2 separate regions of the Homo sapiens genome follow, and region 2 is linked to region 1. Evidence: read pairs that join two places in POLR2A ChIA-PET (ENCODE). Cell type or tissue: HepG2. All regions are shown on one strand. Links, peaks and the distances in the headings refer to the core of each region. The heading gives the core; the rest is flanking DNA.

What was found. Peaks named below come from ENCODE experiments on the same cell type or tissue, not always from the same donor. Only the 100,000 strongest peaks of a DNase experiment are listed, where the experiment ranks them.
Region 2: POLR2A ChIA-PET joins it to region 1 with 7 read pairs; 3 of 35 experiments call an interaction of 5 or more read pairs at or near these places.

Annotation. Positions count from the first base shown.
Region 1 is chr3:171,927,808-171,935,929 of GRCh38, reverse strand. The region is part of intron 3 of LOC105374218 (a long non-coding RNA gene); the gene reads right to left. Among named protein-coding and RNA genes, the nearest start is that of TMEM212-AS1, 31 kb to the right of the region's middle. In HepG2, for the core only: no CTCF peak of the experiment used is centred there; DNase peaks (open chromatin) are centred at 3,489 and 3,579; H3K4me3 peaks cover 1,720 bases.
Region 2 is chr3:171,759,559-171,767,680 of GRCh38, reverse strand. The region is part of intron 1 of PLD1 (phospholipase D1); the gene reads left to right. Among named protein-coding and RNA genes, the nearest start is that of PLD1, 47 kb to the left of the region's middle. In HepG2, for the core only: no CTCF peak of the experiment used is centred there; no DNase peak of the experiment used is centred there.

The DNA of each region.
Region 1 (8,122 bases), core at 1,064-6,063:
TGTCTCCTTCAGTAAATCACAGAATGTTTGAGGGCCAGGGTTCTTTCCCCCAGAGCCCAGCACATATTTGGGCTTTGCCAAATGCTTTTAGATAAGTGTAGATGTGGACAGATATCCTTATCTAAAAGAGATTTTGATCAGAAAGAGGAGAAAAGCTTTTGAAATCCTACCCTACCATATATATCAGAATATAAGTGCCCTGGGCTAGAGCTGACAAGTGGCCCAAAACACAAGAGACCATGTTTTCTGCCTCGAACAGCAGTGGTTGACCTGCAAGGCTATCTTCCTGGAGCATGTGGCGATCAGGGTGATCTGGGAAGTGCACCCCTAGCCTCAGTATGGCCTCCAGAAAACATAGCTGCGGCCCTGGGGAGTGCCTATGGAAAATGGAGAACTTGGCTGAGGAACGGCAGCTGCCTGAAGAATTGAACCTGACTCCTCCCTCTGCTATTGATTTTCCCTCCAGATAATCTCCCCAGTCCATACCCTCCATTCTGATCCCATAACCTTGGCTTTAGTTCAATTTCTTATCAATTCTTGCCTGAATTACTGACTTGACTCACAGGTCTCTTCCATTCCATTCTCCACAGTGCTTCTGGGGTGAGCATTCTACAACAGATTTGTCCTCACTCCCTGTTCCCTTCCCAACCTGCCCCCAACACCTGCCATTGTTCAAGGTCTATCTGTTGCCCTTTGAATAAAGTCTGAATTCCCTAACAGGGCTCACTAATCCCTTCAGGGTGGGTCTCTGCTATCTGCCCATTTCTCATTCTTCTTCCCCCATTCTCATTCATCTTCCCCCAGTTCCCTACCTGTGAAGTTCCTAAAATGGCTCCTCTTCTAAGTCCATGTTTTTGTATCCTCTAGAATATTCCTTGTCCCCTCCCTTGTTTGTTAGATACAATGAAGTACCTAGATCTGTGCTGCCCAGATATTTCTGCTACCACAGCAATAATCATATTAGATTGTAATGCACTAATTACTGCATTCATTCATCCAACTTCCATCATTTTTTCATTCAAAGCCTTCATGGTTGCTTCCTGCATGCTTTTCTTGATGCTAGGTACACATATATGTAAGCAAGCCAGACAAAATGTCCTGCCATCATGCAGTTTGCATTCTAGTGGGAGGAGACAAATAATAAACACATGAACAATGTATATTCCAATAAAAATGTGATTCAAAAGTCTGAAATCGGAAATGTTCACAAAATTCAAGGTCTTGAATATCTGTGGCTTGCCCATCCCTGAAGTTCCATGACAGGGAAATCTGAAATCTGAAACTTTCTGAGCACTGGCATGACACTCAAGGGAAGTGCTCATTGAAGCTCATTTTGGCTTTTGGATTCGGGGGATGCTTAACTGGTATAGTGCAAATATTCCAAGATCTGACAAAATCTGAAATCCTAGACCTTTCTGGTCCCCAGCATTCTGAATAAGGGATATGCAACCTGTACACATTTTTGAAGGACAAAAAGAGGTTGAAGTGAAATGTTGTTTAGAGAGTGCCACGAGCATATGGGTAGGTGGGAATCAAGGAAGGCCCCTCCGAAGGAGATGATATTTGAGTGGAGTTGAAAAACGCAACGAGAGGAAAGCTACTCACAGAGCAGTGGATGATGTGTTTGGGTAAATCTCCAGGGAAGGGCTCAGCTTGGTGTGCTGGAGGAAGGAAAGAGGCCACTCTCTTTGAAGCACATCATGAGCCCCCACTAGTTATAAGCTCTCCCAAACCCCGGAAAGTATCTCATGCCTTACCACATTTCCAGGGTCTAGCCAAGTGCCCAGAAAATAATAGGCATTAGTAAGTATTTGAATGAGTTGTTATAATCTTAAAGTTATATTTTCCTTGGTATTTAACCATAATAGCTTACAAAGGGCTTATATTTTTGAGAGTTTATATCCTAGGGATTTCTATCCTAGGATAACTTTAATAAAATATTCTTGTCACCATTCCAAGGGGCTTGTTCATGGTTTGTTCTCTGGGCTCTGCTCCACTCTCTGTTGGCTGCCATTTTGGAGAAGATTGCTACCTGGTCCACTGCTGCAAGCCTACCACAGTAGGGAATAAAGTCATGCTGGGCTTAAAATGTACTTTAGTAATGTGGCTAGTTACTGGTTGTTATCAATATAAATATATGAGTACCAACACAGAGAACAAACCAAACTAGAAAACCCCCTGGAAATGGTAAAGGAAGCTGTTGGTTAACAAATGCCTACACAAACAAAAGAAACATTGTGAAGTATGTGGATTTAAGAAAAATAGCACTGTTCTCTCTTAACCACAGCGTTTTTCAGTTGTCTTCTATTAATCAAATTCCCCATAGTCTTTCCATACTAAGATATTCACACTGCATCATCACTTAAAGATTGACAGGATCCTGCAGCCTCACAAGGTCTTGAATATCTGTGGCTTGCCCATCCCTAAAGTTCCATGGTAGCCAATGCTTTTATTTCCTGAATGGGCTCTCCTTCTGAAGCAAAACTTTTCTAGAAGGAAACAACTTTTACTTCAAATGGTGTGATTGTTATTTTTACAAATTCTCTCCAACTGAGCATCTTTCTGGAACAGTTTTCAAACTTGTTCCTCAGTAATAACTTTTTCTTTCTTTTTTTTTTTTTTGAGACAGAGTTTCTCTCTTGTTGCCCAGGCTGGAGTGCAACGGCACAATCTTGGCTCACTGCAACTTCTGCCTCCCAAGTTCAAGCGATTCTCCTGCCTCAGCCTCCCGAGTAGCTGGGATTACAGGCATGCATCACCATGCCCGGCTAAGTTTTTATATTTTTAGTAGAGACGGGGTTTCTCCATGTTGGTCAGGCTGATCTCGAACTCCCCACCTCAGGTGATCCACCTGCCTCGGCCTCTCAAAGTGCTGGGATTACGGGCGAGAACCACCACACCCGGCAATAATAACTTTTTCTCCTTGATGCTTAATGAGAACTTCTCCTGAATTACTCTCATATAAAAGAGATCTATGGTGCTATCAATTGCCTTAGCTGATTCCACTTAACCTCTTGAGCCTGCTGATGATTGAATCAGTGGCTTAATAATGTGTTATTTTTAAAAGAACAGATTTATATTTACTTACAGCAAACACATTAAAGTAATCTTGATTCAATGCAAAGCTTATTAAACATTCCTTTGTTTGGAGAATTTGGTCTCTTTGGACAATATGAGTTCAACAGAAGCTCCAGTTTGAGTCTAAGTAGACAGAACCTACCAGAAAACAACTTGGAGATGGGCTGAGAGGTGTTGTGGGAGAGACCTCACTGTAAGGGAAAAAAAGAGTCGGCAATAAGAAACTTTAGACTTTGGAGGGGAGGGACAGTTCCGAGTTTAGCATGTGGCTGTTAAATCACTTAGATTTAACTCCAAGCCCAAATCCCACTGGAATGATCTTTGATACCACAGAGAGAGAGAGAAAGCTCAGGGCTATCAGAAAGAAAAACCAAGAGCAGCTTCATTTGCCGTGCTGAAGCAGAACTGGCTGGCTGTACAATGGCAAGAGAGGAACGAAGCATTCTCGCCCACTTCCCAGTACAACATCTTGCAACTTTTAGCTCTTGACATAAATGGCTTTGTTGCCTCTGCTATCACGGAGACAGTGGGACCCACAGATACGGCAGCCTGCAGTGGCGGTCCAGTGGATAATGACACAACAGGAGTAGCACAAGCAGAGGGAGAGCGCTTCATGAGCACATACCACACCTCTCCAAGGCCAACTCGACCTACATGAGGGGCACAGGCAACTGAGGTCCTGCAGATGCAGGCGGGGTGAGTGAGGGCCCATAGAATTTGGGTTTGGATCATTAATGTGACTCCATTAGTACCCTCACGGAATAAACACAATCCTGAATTTTGTGCTGGGGCAAAAGGAAGGAATGCCTAAAGTGAAATTAAAGGACAACATGATTTTGTGTTGGTTTCTTTTTTTCACTCAAAATTGGATAGTTAGATGAAAATACTTTTAGACTATAATCTGGCCATGAGTAATGCATGCTTTTATGTTTTGACTGAATAAAAAGCAAATCGAGGATGTCAACTAGTATCTCCAACTGGTGTCTCCTAGTATCTTCCTTGTAGAGCAAACTAATTACAGAATTTATAGTTGCAAGCACATTTTACCGAGTTTTTCTGGTTTCATATTTTCTACTTCCTAAAAAGTGCTTCTAATGTACTTGTGATGTAGATTTCTTCTTCATGCAGAACATACTTTAATATTCTTGTTTTTGGCAAGATTTTACATGAACATGTTACTTCCAGGAAGTGACTTATTAAAAATATTAATAGAAACACCTTTATAGTATTCGTAGGTGTTTAGTCTCTAAAATTATGTCAGATTGGACTTTAAAAAATCCTATAATTGCTAAGATTAGCACATTAAGAAACTCGACTTTTATTCTTTGTATCAAATAAGCACTATGAAAATGCATAGAAGATAAAGGGGATAACTTAAAAATGTAATATTTATTGATTTTTTTTAAATTATAAAAAGAGCATTCTGATTGTAGGATATTTAGAAAAAATTGAAACACATTAATAAGAAAACAAACCACAAACCTGATAATTCTAACCTGTTAGAGACGCACTGTTACAATTTGGGAGTGTTTCATTTTTTAATTTTTCTATACATATTATGCATACATATAATAGAACAGGATAATATTGCATGATGGTTTTGATATCTGGTTGTTTTCCCATTAACTATATTTTCTCAGCTCTTATTTCTGTAGTAGTTTGGAAAATATAATTACATATTTTCTTTCAGCGATTATCTTTTTGTTATTAAAAGCATTTTGAAATAATTTTATCTCTGTTTATCAAAGCCAATAACGTAACTGTATCTATTAACTACTGTCTGTGTGTAATGAGAAACCTTGCAGGCTTTTATTGTCCGGACTGTCTCATCCCACTTCACAATTTTGATTGAAGTAATCTGGGATATAGACCTAACTTATTATTGTTGTTTTACATTATTAACTTTTCTTCAAGACTTATTTTTGAAATTTATTTTGTTTTGTGCTTAGATTCACGACAGTTCTTAAGACTTTATTGTAGGTTTAACTAGTTTCCATTTCTTCCTAGTATCTCTTTATGGTATGATGTCCTAATTCTTGAGTTCTTTATCTTGATCTTTCCCTAGGTAGGCTGGATTGTATCACTAAACTGTGAGGATGATACTTTCTGAGCACTGGTTTAAAGAAGAATGTTGGTCTTTCCTACAAACAACCTTTTGACTAAGAACATAATTTCTCTCTCTCTCTCTCTCTTTTTTTTTTCTTAAGACATAGAGTCTCTCTATGTTGTCCAGGCTGGAGTGCAGTGGCCACTCACTGGCACGGTCATTGTGTACTACTACAGCCTTGAACCCCTGAGCTCAAGCCACCCTCCTGCCCCAGCCTCCTGAGTATCTGAGACTCAAGTGTGTGTCACCGTGTCTAACTGAGTATATAATTCTAAATTCTTTTCCTTCCCAGTGTGGAAGCCAGTTTACTGCTGCTATTTAGTTATCTGGGGGATAGATCTATAGTTACTCTTCATTTAGGTTAGTGGTTCTCAATTCTGGCTGCACATTCAAACCACTGGGGGAGATTTTTTAGAAATCTCAGTGCCCAAGCTCCTTCCCAGGATAATTAAATCAGAATATCTAAGGATGGGGTCCAGACACGTTATTTTTTAAATTTAAATTAAATTAAATTTTTTATTTATTATTATTTTTCAAGACAGAGTCTTGCTGTCGCCCAGGCTGGGGTGCAGTGGTGCGATCTCGGCTCACTGGAACTTCCGCTCCCTGGTTTAAGTAATTCTCCTGCCTCAGCCTCCAGAGTAGCTGAGGTTACAGGTGTGCGCCACCACACCCAGCTAACTTTTGTATTTTAAGTAGACATGGGGTTTCAGCATGTTGGCCAGGCTGGTCTCAAACTCCTGACCTTGTGATCCACCCACCTCAGCCTCCCAAAGTGCTGGGATTACAGGCGTGAGCCACCATGCCTGGCCAGACCCATTATTTTTTAAAGGCTCAACCAATGATTTTAATGTGTAGTCAAAGCCATGGAATACTGCTTAAGACATAAACTGTGTTTTCCTATCTGGACATTTATAGAATTTTTTTTTTGTTTTCCTTAAATCTTGAAACATTCAACAGGATATGTCAGGTGCTAATATCTCTTCATTAATTCTGCCTGATAACCTTTAATTTTATAAGCTCAGCAATTTCCCTCTATTGTTTATTTGAATATTGCTTTCATCACATTCATTCTATTTTTTCTTTCTTGGATCCTTAGAACTTGTTGATTGGATATCTTAGTCTGTTTGGGCTGCTACAACAAAATGCCATAAACTGGGTGGCTTATAAACAACAGAAATATACTTGTGTTTTCCGTACAATCTCTTTCTTATTCCAGTATTTATGGATACTGGAAGTCCAAGATCAAGGTGCCCATAGTTTGGATATCTGGTGAGGGGCTGTTTCCTTGTTCATAAATTTCTTCTCCTGCCAGGGTGCGGTGGCTCACGCCTGTAATCCCAGCACTTTGGGAGGCCCAGGCGGGAAGATCACCTGAGGTCGGGAGATCGAGACCAGCCTGACCAACATGGAGAAACCCTGTCTCTACTAAAAATACAAAATCAGCAGGGCGTGGTGGCGCATGCCTGTAATCCCAGCTATTCGGGAGGCTGAGCCGGGAGAATCGCTTGAACCCAGGAGGAGGAGGTTGCAGTGAGCGGAGATTGTGCCACAGCACTCCAGCCTGGGTAACAAGAGTGAAACTCCGTCTAAAAAAAAATTCTTCTCCCTGTGTCCTCATGTGGTGGAAGGGGGAAGAGGTCTTTCTGGGTCTTATTTCATACACTAATCCTATGATGGTGCTGCCTTCATGACTTACTCACATACCAAAGGCTCCACCTCATAATGCCATCACCTCGGGGGTTAGGGTTCCATAAATGAATTTGGGGAGACACAAACATTCAGTCTGTAGCACTGGAATTCTTGGATCCTCTCTCATATTTTTCTTTTTTCTCCCCCCCTTTTTTTTCCTGAGACAGAATCTCTCTCTGTCACCTAGCTGGAGTGCAGTGACATGAAAATAGCTCACTGCAGCCTCAATCACTTGGGCTCAAGTGATGTTCCCACCTTAGCCTCCCAAGTAGCTAGGACTACAGGTGTGTACCACCACACCTGGTTAATTTTTAATTTTCCTGTAGGGACTGGGTCACCCTATGTTGCCCGGCTGGTCTCAAACTCCTGTGTTGCCCAGGCTAGTCTCAAACTCCTGGGCTTAAGCAATCCTCCTGCCTTGGCCTCCCAAAGTGCTGAGATTACAAGTGGAAGCCACCATGCCTGGCTTATATTCTTATGTGTTAATTTTGTTTTCTGTGGTTGTCAATCTGCTGTCTGTTGCCTTTGACAAGATTTATAATTCTGCTGTTGTGTTTTCCATACAATCTCCTTCTTATTTCAGGATGTTTCTTTTTTGTGGGCACTTGCTCTAGTTTTATAAATACCAACTTCCTTTGAATTTTGTTGAACATATACATGAGAAATCCCTTACAATGTCTTGCTATTATTATCAGAATACATTTCCACCGATTATGCATAAGCTAGTCTTTTGCATTTTACTGTGGTTTCATTTATGTTTAACGGAGCCTTGCCTTGATCAAAATTTAGTCAGACTCCTTCGAACTCTCTTCTCCACCAGGCCCTGACTTTTGGACTTCCGTGTTCATCTCTGCATTGTCCAATTTTAGCAAGAATTCTGTTGTCAGTTTATCAAGGATCCTCTATTCTCAATAGGTGATGACCCATGATACCTGACTGGGTTCCTCATCCTCCACCATCTCCCAGGTGATATCTAATCATCTCGTCCTGCCTTTAGCAAGATTCCTGTTAGATTGGTTTCAGTCAGAATGTTCCCTTGCCTCTGATGTTTCCTCTTAGTAATTTTCTACCTACTGACCTGCACTCAGCTCCTTGGCTATAAATTCCCACTTTTCCGTGTCATATTCTGATCTGAGCCATATATCTCGTCACTACTACAAAACTCCATTGTATAGCACCTCCCTTGAATAGACGATTCCTTATTGTTCTTTAGCGAGTGACCTGAATAATTTTTTTTCTGTAATA
Region 2 (8,122 bases), core at 1,915-6,914, 170 kb after region 1:
GAGGAAACTATTCAAGAAAGTTAGATTGACCTAAGTCAGAGCAACTAGTAGGCAGCTATGACAGTGTTGTGCATCAGAAGGTGCTGTGGAGGGGGAAGAACTGAAAATAGAATCCAATATTAGAAAAATATAAGAAAAAAATACAACCTAATACATTTTGGATTGTATTATGTCCAATATAACCCAGTACTTATTATTGAGAAACAACCATGTAGATACTGACATCTGTGCTGCTCTTCATTTAGAAGATGCTCTGTTGACTTACTGTCAACCAGCAAGGCAAGCCATTGGTGTCCTTTCTCTACTTGGGTTGGTAAGCTTGTGCTCCACTTTCTCACCTACTCTGCTCGTGACCAGTGGCAAGAACCTGGTGACCAATGGCAGGATATAGAGGTTGCCCATGGCCCGTAAATGAGACCAGTAGTGGCCAGGCCGTATGGAGAATAGCCCACTGCATTGAATACTGTCTTTTAAACACTTAAGCTACTTTTGGGATTTTAGAGACTTTTTAAGGCTAAAATAATAAAGCCACTAAAGCTAGGAACTTGGACTTTTCTGATTGTTTAGTTTTAATTTGGCCAGTAGGAGTGTCCTCTTTATTTCTGCCCAGTATGACTTCCTGCTAGTAATCAAAGCTCTGGTTATTTGGCAGTCTTGAAGGTTTCCTTAAGTTTAGTGGATAACCAAGATTATGAGACATATATTTTTTTAAAAGACATAAATGTGCATTTGAAAAATATTGGGCAAATAACTTCTACCCAATTTGGCTAAAATTTAAACGTGTTACAAATAAGTTTAGAACCTTTAACAATATAGAACAAGATAACCCAGACAGATTAAGGAGCTAACTTAAAAGAAAGAAAAGAAACGAAAAAATAAAAATTCTGATCTTTGAATGGGTAAGCACTTTCTCTTCCCAAAATCAATAGAGGAAATCACAAAAGGAAAAAGTCAATAGATTTAAATTTTCTAGGTAGGAGTGTAGACGCTTTAAGTATAAAAATGTTAATTGAAGCATTATTTATTACCATGAAAAGTTGCAAATAATAAAAACATAAAGTAGCAGAAGAAAATTGCATGACGGACCATCACAATTTTATTTATGGAAAATTGTAATAGGAGGAAATGGTGATGATAGATATTTAAGTAAAAATAATGGATATTAAACTATCTCTCCATCACACATCTGAATGTGTTTAAAATATACCTCTCTATGTGTGTGTTATGCTTACAGAGACAATAGAACGGATGATCACCTTAAGTTAATAGGGATTTAGGGGTTATTTTGAAGGTGGGATTTCTGATGATTTATATTTTCTTCTTATACTTTTCTACATATTGGTATTTTAAACATGATTACTTTATATTCATTTTAAAAAAGGGAAAAACTATTCATGGAGAAAAAAGTGAGACTATACCAACATATAATAGTAGAAATAGTAGACTAACATTACTCTTAATCTATTTAAGGTATTGGCTCTAAAACTGATTTTAATTTCCTCAAATTTGTATATATTTAAGGTTTTCTTAGATGAGAATTTATCATTTTTATAATAAAAATTAAAATTGATTAGAAGTGACAGGTTAGAGTTGAGGTAAAATGAATTTTTATAAAGGACAGAATCATTTTACTTTGGAGAACAATTATATTGCTGCCCTTATACATCATGTTAGGAAACACCTTTTTGACTTTTCTGTGTCAAGCTTAAAATTTCAGTTAGGTTTTTATAGCTAATTAAACTATAAGGTAGATAGTGTATTTAATAAAGGATACGGAGGAAGTTCATGTAAATACCTGAAACATCAGTCCAGGAAAGATTCTTTGAGAGATTTTCAATATGTCCAGATGTCTGGATAACAATTCTTTGGTCTAAACGCAGTTGATGATGTGATGAAAGGGACAAGTCAGCATACCAAGACAATCCTTAGAAGGGACGATTTGACTGGAATGCTGAAGACAGAAGAAAACCTTAGAGTAGCTGACTTCATACTTCCCCTTCCTCATTTTACAGATCAAGTCACTGAAGCCCAAAATGATTGAGTCCTCAAGTCTACAAGGTCGTAGTAGATTCGAATGGAAGCTTTTGGGGTCCTTTGATTCCCCCTCTGCTGCTCTTTATAATATTCTGCTCGTTTTCACACACTTTAGTAATGATGAATGAAATTTTATTTCCATTTCTCCTAGGTTGGTAAAAACTCAAAGCTAACACCATTCAGAACTTACCTAATGATGTTTGAAAAAGAGGCGGTAGGCTGATAACTGCTTCCTAGGAAGACCTACCAACTTCACCAGCATGCTCATTACTCTCATCATTGTTGTTGGAACATTTTGTTCTTGGGTACAAGCTTACTTTACACACATCTGGTTACTATGTTTGTTCTGGAAGACGGCAGCCTCATGGAGTGACTAGAGAACACTTGATACTGAGCTCTGGAAATCGTTTTTTAACAGCTTTATTGATATTGTATAATTTACAGATCATCAAGTTAAGCCCTTTAAAGTATACAATTCATTGGTTTTTTGAATATCTACAGAGTTGTGTGACCATAACTATAGTCCATTTTTTAAACATTTTCATCACTCCAAAAGGAGACTTTGTACCCATCCTCCCTACCTCTCTCTTTTCCTCCCCTAGCTCTAGGCAGCTTTCTTTCTTTTTCTTTTTCTTTTTCTCTTTCTTTCTTTCTTTCTTTCTTTCTTTCTTTCTTTCTTTCTTTCTTTCTTTCTTTCTTTCTTTCTTTCTTTCCTTTCTTTCCTTTCTTTCTTTCCTTCCTTCCTTCCTTCCTTTCTTTCTTTCTTTCTTTCTTTCTTTCTTTCTTTCTTTCTTTCTTTCTTTCTTTCTTTCTTTCTTTCTCTTTCTTTCTTTCTTGATTTGCCCATTTTGAACATCTCATATGAATGGAATCATGCAATATGTGAGAATCCTGAAAATTTTGATTTGATTTTCAAAGACCGTGTAGACAAACATGACCTGGTTACTCTGCAGGCCCCATCTTCCCAACAGTGTCCTGAGTGTGAGATTAAGACCAAATGAACTCTGTCAGTGCTGCCAACTGTTTTATTGGATTAAATGACTTGTTTTTGGCCTCTGGAGTGTCTAACTCTTTAACTTTTCAAAGTTAAAGAAAAGTACATACTCATTAATGTGAGTGTGTTGTAGGCCATGTTGCAAAATTACTGGGTTAGATCATTGCTTATTAGTTGTGACCTTGAGCAAATTACATGACTTCTCTAAGACTCAACTTCGTTGCCTTATAAAATGGGGATAATAATTGTACTTACCTTAGAGGGTTCTTGTAAGAATTAAATGAAATAATGTATATAAAAAGCTTATCATAATGCCCCATACATTATAAGTGTTAAATGAATATTAGTGATTCTTATGTGTCATCAAAAATAAACTGTAGACCAGGCGCAGTGGCTCATGCCTGTAACCTCAGCCCTTTGGGAGTCTAGGCAAGAGGATCACTTGAGCCCAGGAGTTTCAGATCACTCTGGGCAACATAGAGAAACTCCATCTCTACTAAAAACATAAATAAAATTAGCTGGACGTGGTGGCATGTGACTATGGTCCCAGGTATTTGGGAGGCTGAGGTGGGAGGATTGCTTGAGGCCAGGAGTTCAACGCTACAGTGAGCTTTGATCACCCATTTTAGTAATGATGTATGAAATTATATTTCCATTTCTCCTAGGTTGGTAAAAACTAAACGCTAATGCCATTCAGCATTTACCTAATGATGTCTGAGAAAGAGGTGGTAGGCTGATTACTGCTTCCTAGGAAGACCTATCAACTTCATCGGCATGGAGACAGAGCAAGACTCTATCTCAAAAAAAAAAAAAAAAAAAAAAGAAAGAAAGAAAATAAGCTGTATAATGTTATTTTATTCTATTTTTATGACTTTATGCTATACCAAGGATTTGAATTGGCTTACAAGAATATTTGCATAACATTAAACATATACACATACATACACCCAAGAATAAAACATTAAAATCAGGGATCAGGAATAATTGTGTTAATAGAAAGATAATATCAGAGGAAATAATAACAGTAGTAATGATAGCCAACATGTATACAGCAGGTTCTCTTTTCTTTTCTCCTTTTTTCTCCTCGTCTTGTCTCTCCCCTCCCCTCCCCTCCCCTCTCCTCCCCTCCGCTCCCTTCCCCTCCTCCCCTCCCCCCTCCCCTCCCCTCCTCCCCTCCCCTCCCCTCCCCTCCCCTCCCCTCCTCTTTCTCTTCTTTTCTTCTCTGTTTTAGAGCCAGAGTCTTGCTCTTTTGCCCAGGCTGGAGTGCAGTGGTGTCATCAAACTTCACCGCAGCCTTGACCTCCTGGGCTCAAGCTAATCCTCCTACCTCAGCCTCTCGAGTAGCTAGGACTACAAGTGTGAGCCACCATGCCTGGTCTATAGCATGTTTTTAATAAACCTTTCTTTCAGTGTCTTTCCATGTGAGTTGAGGGAATAATGCCAAATCATAAATGAGCAGAGACAACCAAATGAGAGTCCCAGGCTGGGAAGGACCTTCGATGGTTTCTGGTCCACACTCACACTGGGGCATGAGACTTTGCCATAGAAGACAATTTGCTGTGGTATGGTGCTGGAACTCAGAGTGTGAGAGTGAGTTCACCATCTCACAATATGAATAGCTACTATTTATATGTATCATAAGCACTTACTATGAGCTAAGTTAGAATTAGAATCCAAAATGACTCCAAAACTATGTAATCAGGAAGTAAAATTGCTTACTTAAGGCAACTAGTTTTCTTGTTAATAGTTCTGTTTTATAGAATGTTCTCACACATGTTAAACTGAAATTTACACTCTTATAGCTGCCCCCTTACCCTCCCAAGTCTAGTAATATCTTCTACATGGAGAACCAAATGCCTAATCTGCTAGTCCTTCAGATATCTGAAAACAATTATCATTATCCTCACCTAACTCACTTTCTTGCTCAGACATCCAGAGATGCATATATTGTTCCTTAGATTGCACAGTCCGACCCACCATACCCCTTCCTCTCTCCTGGAACGGGCTTTCCACTCACGTGAGCTCCTAATTGGTCTTCAAGATTCCTGTCCAAGGTGCTTTATCAGCGGCAACCTTCCCCAATGCCCAGATGTTGAGCAGCTCCTCCTCTGGGTCCCCGCTACACTTCTGTTCACACTCTTGAGAATTCACTGTGTCCTCCCCTGGCTTGTGAGCCCCTGAGAGAGAGCTCTGTTTAGCTTGTGTTCCTAAACCCCATCCCAGCCCCTGACACTTAGTAGCTTCTCAATACAGTGGAAGAGGGAACTTGATCTTACTTCATGTGGATATTTAACTATATCTGATTTTAGAGAGTTTGCAACTATAAGAGATGTTTTTGGATATAAAATGTGTAGACAAACCTTGATTAACTGAGGGCTGAAGAAGATGACCAAAAAGCCTATGGCTTCTCCTAGACCAAAAGTAGCATCATCTGGGGAATAAGACTGTGAAGCCCTTGCACTTGGTTACTGCATCATTCATTTTCACTTGGTGTCTGCTAATATCCTGATGTAAGTAAGGTGCTCGTCTGTTGGACAAGGTTGATACCCACCACCTTTGCTCAGAGAAATGTAAATAAAATGATTGTAACATTTTACATATGGTTGAATGATAAAGTTCACAGTAAACTTAATACCAGTGTTCAAATGAATGCTGATAAGAAGATAGAGTCCAAAGTTACGTTTCTGTATTAATCTGAGACCTTTGCAGTTTTCATGGAGTATGTATAGATATTTTTTCTTAATGTGTGGATAGAGGGTTAATTTAAGAAAATGTGTGTTAACGGGGGAAACAAAGAGGCTGGCCTGCATCTAAAGGAAAGAAAGTGGATCTTACCAAGGGTTTGTTGTGATTCATAAAAACTGGTCCACATCTTAAATGGATTAATTATAGGCCCAACTGGAACATTCTTCACAGAATGAGCCCAGGTGCTGGTCATTTTATCTGGGAGTCTCAGGACTTACCACGTGCCTACTCTGAGCACTAGACTTAATACTTTCCCACTCTGTAAATCCTAGGAAACACTGCTTCTTGACACCTGAGTTTGAATTTTCCAGGCTTCTCCATCCAAGTTGAGTCTGCCTCCCTTGTGCATAGTTACAGCACCAGACACCCCGGTAAAACCACCTTCTTCTCCTTGCTTTTTGCTGGTTTTGCTCTGGTGGAGGTCTTGCCTAGGTCTGGAGGAGGAAGAGTCAGGTGTGCAATTCTGAAGTTGAGGTAGATGCCAGCGTGTGTTTTCTGAGACCAAGGAGGCTCTCCTGGAGAGTGCTGGCTCTAGGAAACTCAGGGGCTGATGAAGCATCTCCTTTTTTAGGAAGCTCTGCATTTTCAAAGGCCTTTTAACTGTTGGATGGCTGGATGTATTAGAAAGTGAGTGACTTGCCATGGTCTGTAGAAGGGGATATCCAGACCCTTCTTTGCCTGACTATAAAGTGTGTTCCTACCACTTGCTCTGCTCCCTCCCAAGTAGCCCTGCTGTGATGTTGGCTGATCCAAAATTCCCAGGGCTTTCTCACAAGAATAGCTGCTAGTCCAGGCAACTGCCAGCCTATACATGTATACGTGTGTTTAAACTTAAATGAAGATGTATACATTTATCTTATTAAATTTTGTCTCTTTTATTTAGCAAGGAACAACTCTGTGTATGTCCCTTTCCCCATATTTTTACAGTGTGATTACCCGATCAAAAAGTATAAATGCTTTTGTTGCTCTTCAAATATCCTACTAAAGTTTGCCTGAGAATGGTGTCTCCATTAACAATGCCACCAGCAAGAGGTTGCTTCAGCACAATTGTTACTAGCTTTTAATACGATCCATTGCTTGTCTCATTTGGGCTGGGAACTTGGGTCCCTTGTGGAAAACTCATGCATGTGATTCTCTCTTGGAGTTCCTCAGGTCCCCCTTAAGCTCCCATCCTAGGCTGACTCAGGCTGGTGAGTTACCCTGCCAGGTGCTCCCTTGGTAATTAACATGTGTCTCCAGGTTGCAGTGGCCTCTGGACTCCGCCTTGAGCCAGACACCTTGGATTGCACTGCCCCAGACTTTGCTGTGCTTCCCTCTCATCCTCTGACTTTGAGCATGCTCACTTTCTTCCTTTTCCATCATTGTAAAATCCTAGGTTATTTTAGGCAGTTTATAGAAATTCTCTGAAACTAGAGGATGTCTCATGACAGTAACAGAATAAGAGTGTTGAGAATTAAAAGCAATTCTTTTTATAGAACCACGGTGGTTGAAGGAGGGATGTCTTGCAAACTTTCTAGAAGATAATACCTAGATGATTGATTAGCAAGAAATCCATTCTAATTATTCTAGTTATCACTAGATGAAGGCAGGGAAAGTGATAGCAGAAAGTGTGAAGAATGTGTAATTGAAGGCATTAAGGAAAAGAAACCACCTGCTAGATTTTAAATCACAAAAAGGATAAAACTCAATAAAAGAAAGAATTTCTACCTGTATACTGTGTCATTCTCTTAGTTCTAGGAAGTGTAGATCTGTAAAAATGTAATTTTAAAAAATAAATGTAATTTATTTTTAAAACGGGAATAAATAAAAAAGTCAAATATACTTCTTGGCTTCTACTAAAACCTCCTTTCATTATTTGCATGACTATTATAGGTGGAGTTATTAGGGTTCGATAACTCTATCTTGACCCTTTTGTAGCAACAATGAAATATCAGTCTTGCTTTTGCAAGCAAAATAGCAGAGCTTCTGCCCTTGGGGAAGCAAGAGAAATGACAATAACCGAAAGGACAGTAAGACTGTTCTGTTAGAACATCAGTGTTGGGTTTTTGTTAAGAAAAGAAGTAAAACAGCAAGTGGCCAGACAAGCTAATTGCTAAGTAAAATGTAAATTGAATATTGGGCAAGATGTTAAAAAGATGTTTGAATAAGTAAATATTAACTAAACAATTAGCAATAGATTTGATTATGCTACATGAAACAAAACGGTATGTGTATAAACACAAAGCCACGTACATACACAAACGTGTAAAATATCTTTAATTTTCAGGAATGGAATTCTCTAGCTTTTCTATTAGGAAACTAGAAGGTTCCCTTTTCTTCTTTTTCTCCCTTTTCTGCTCCCCAAATTTC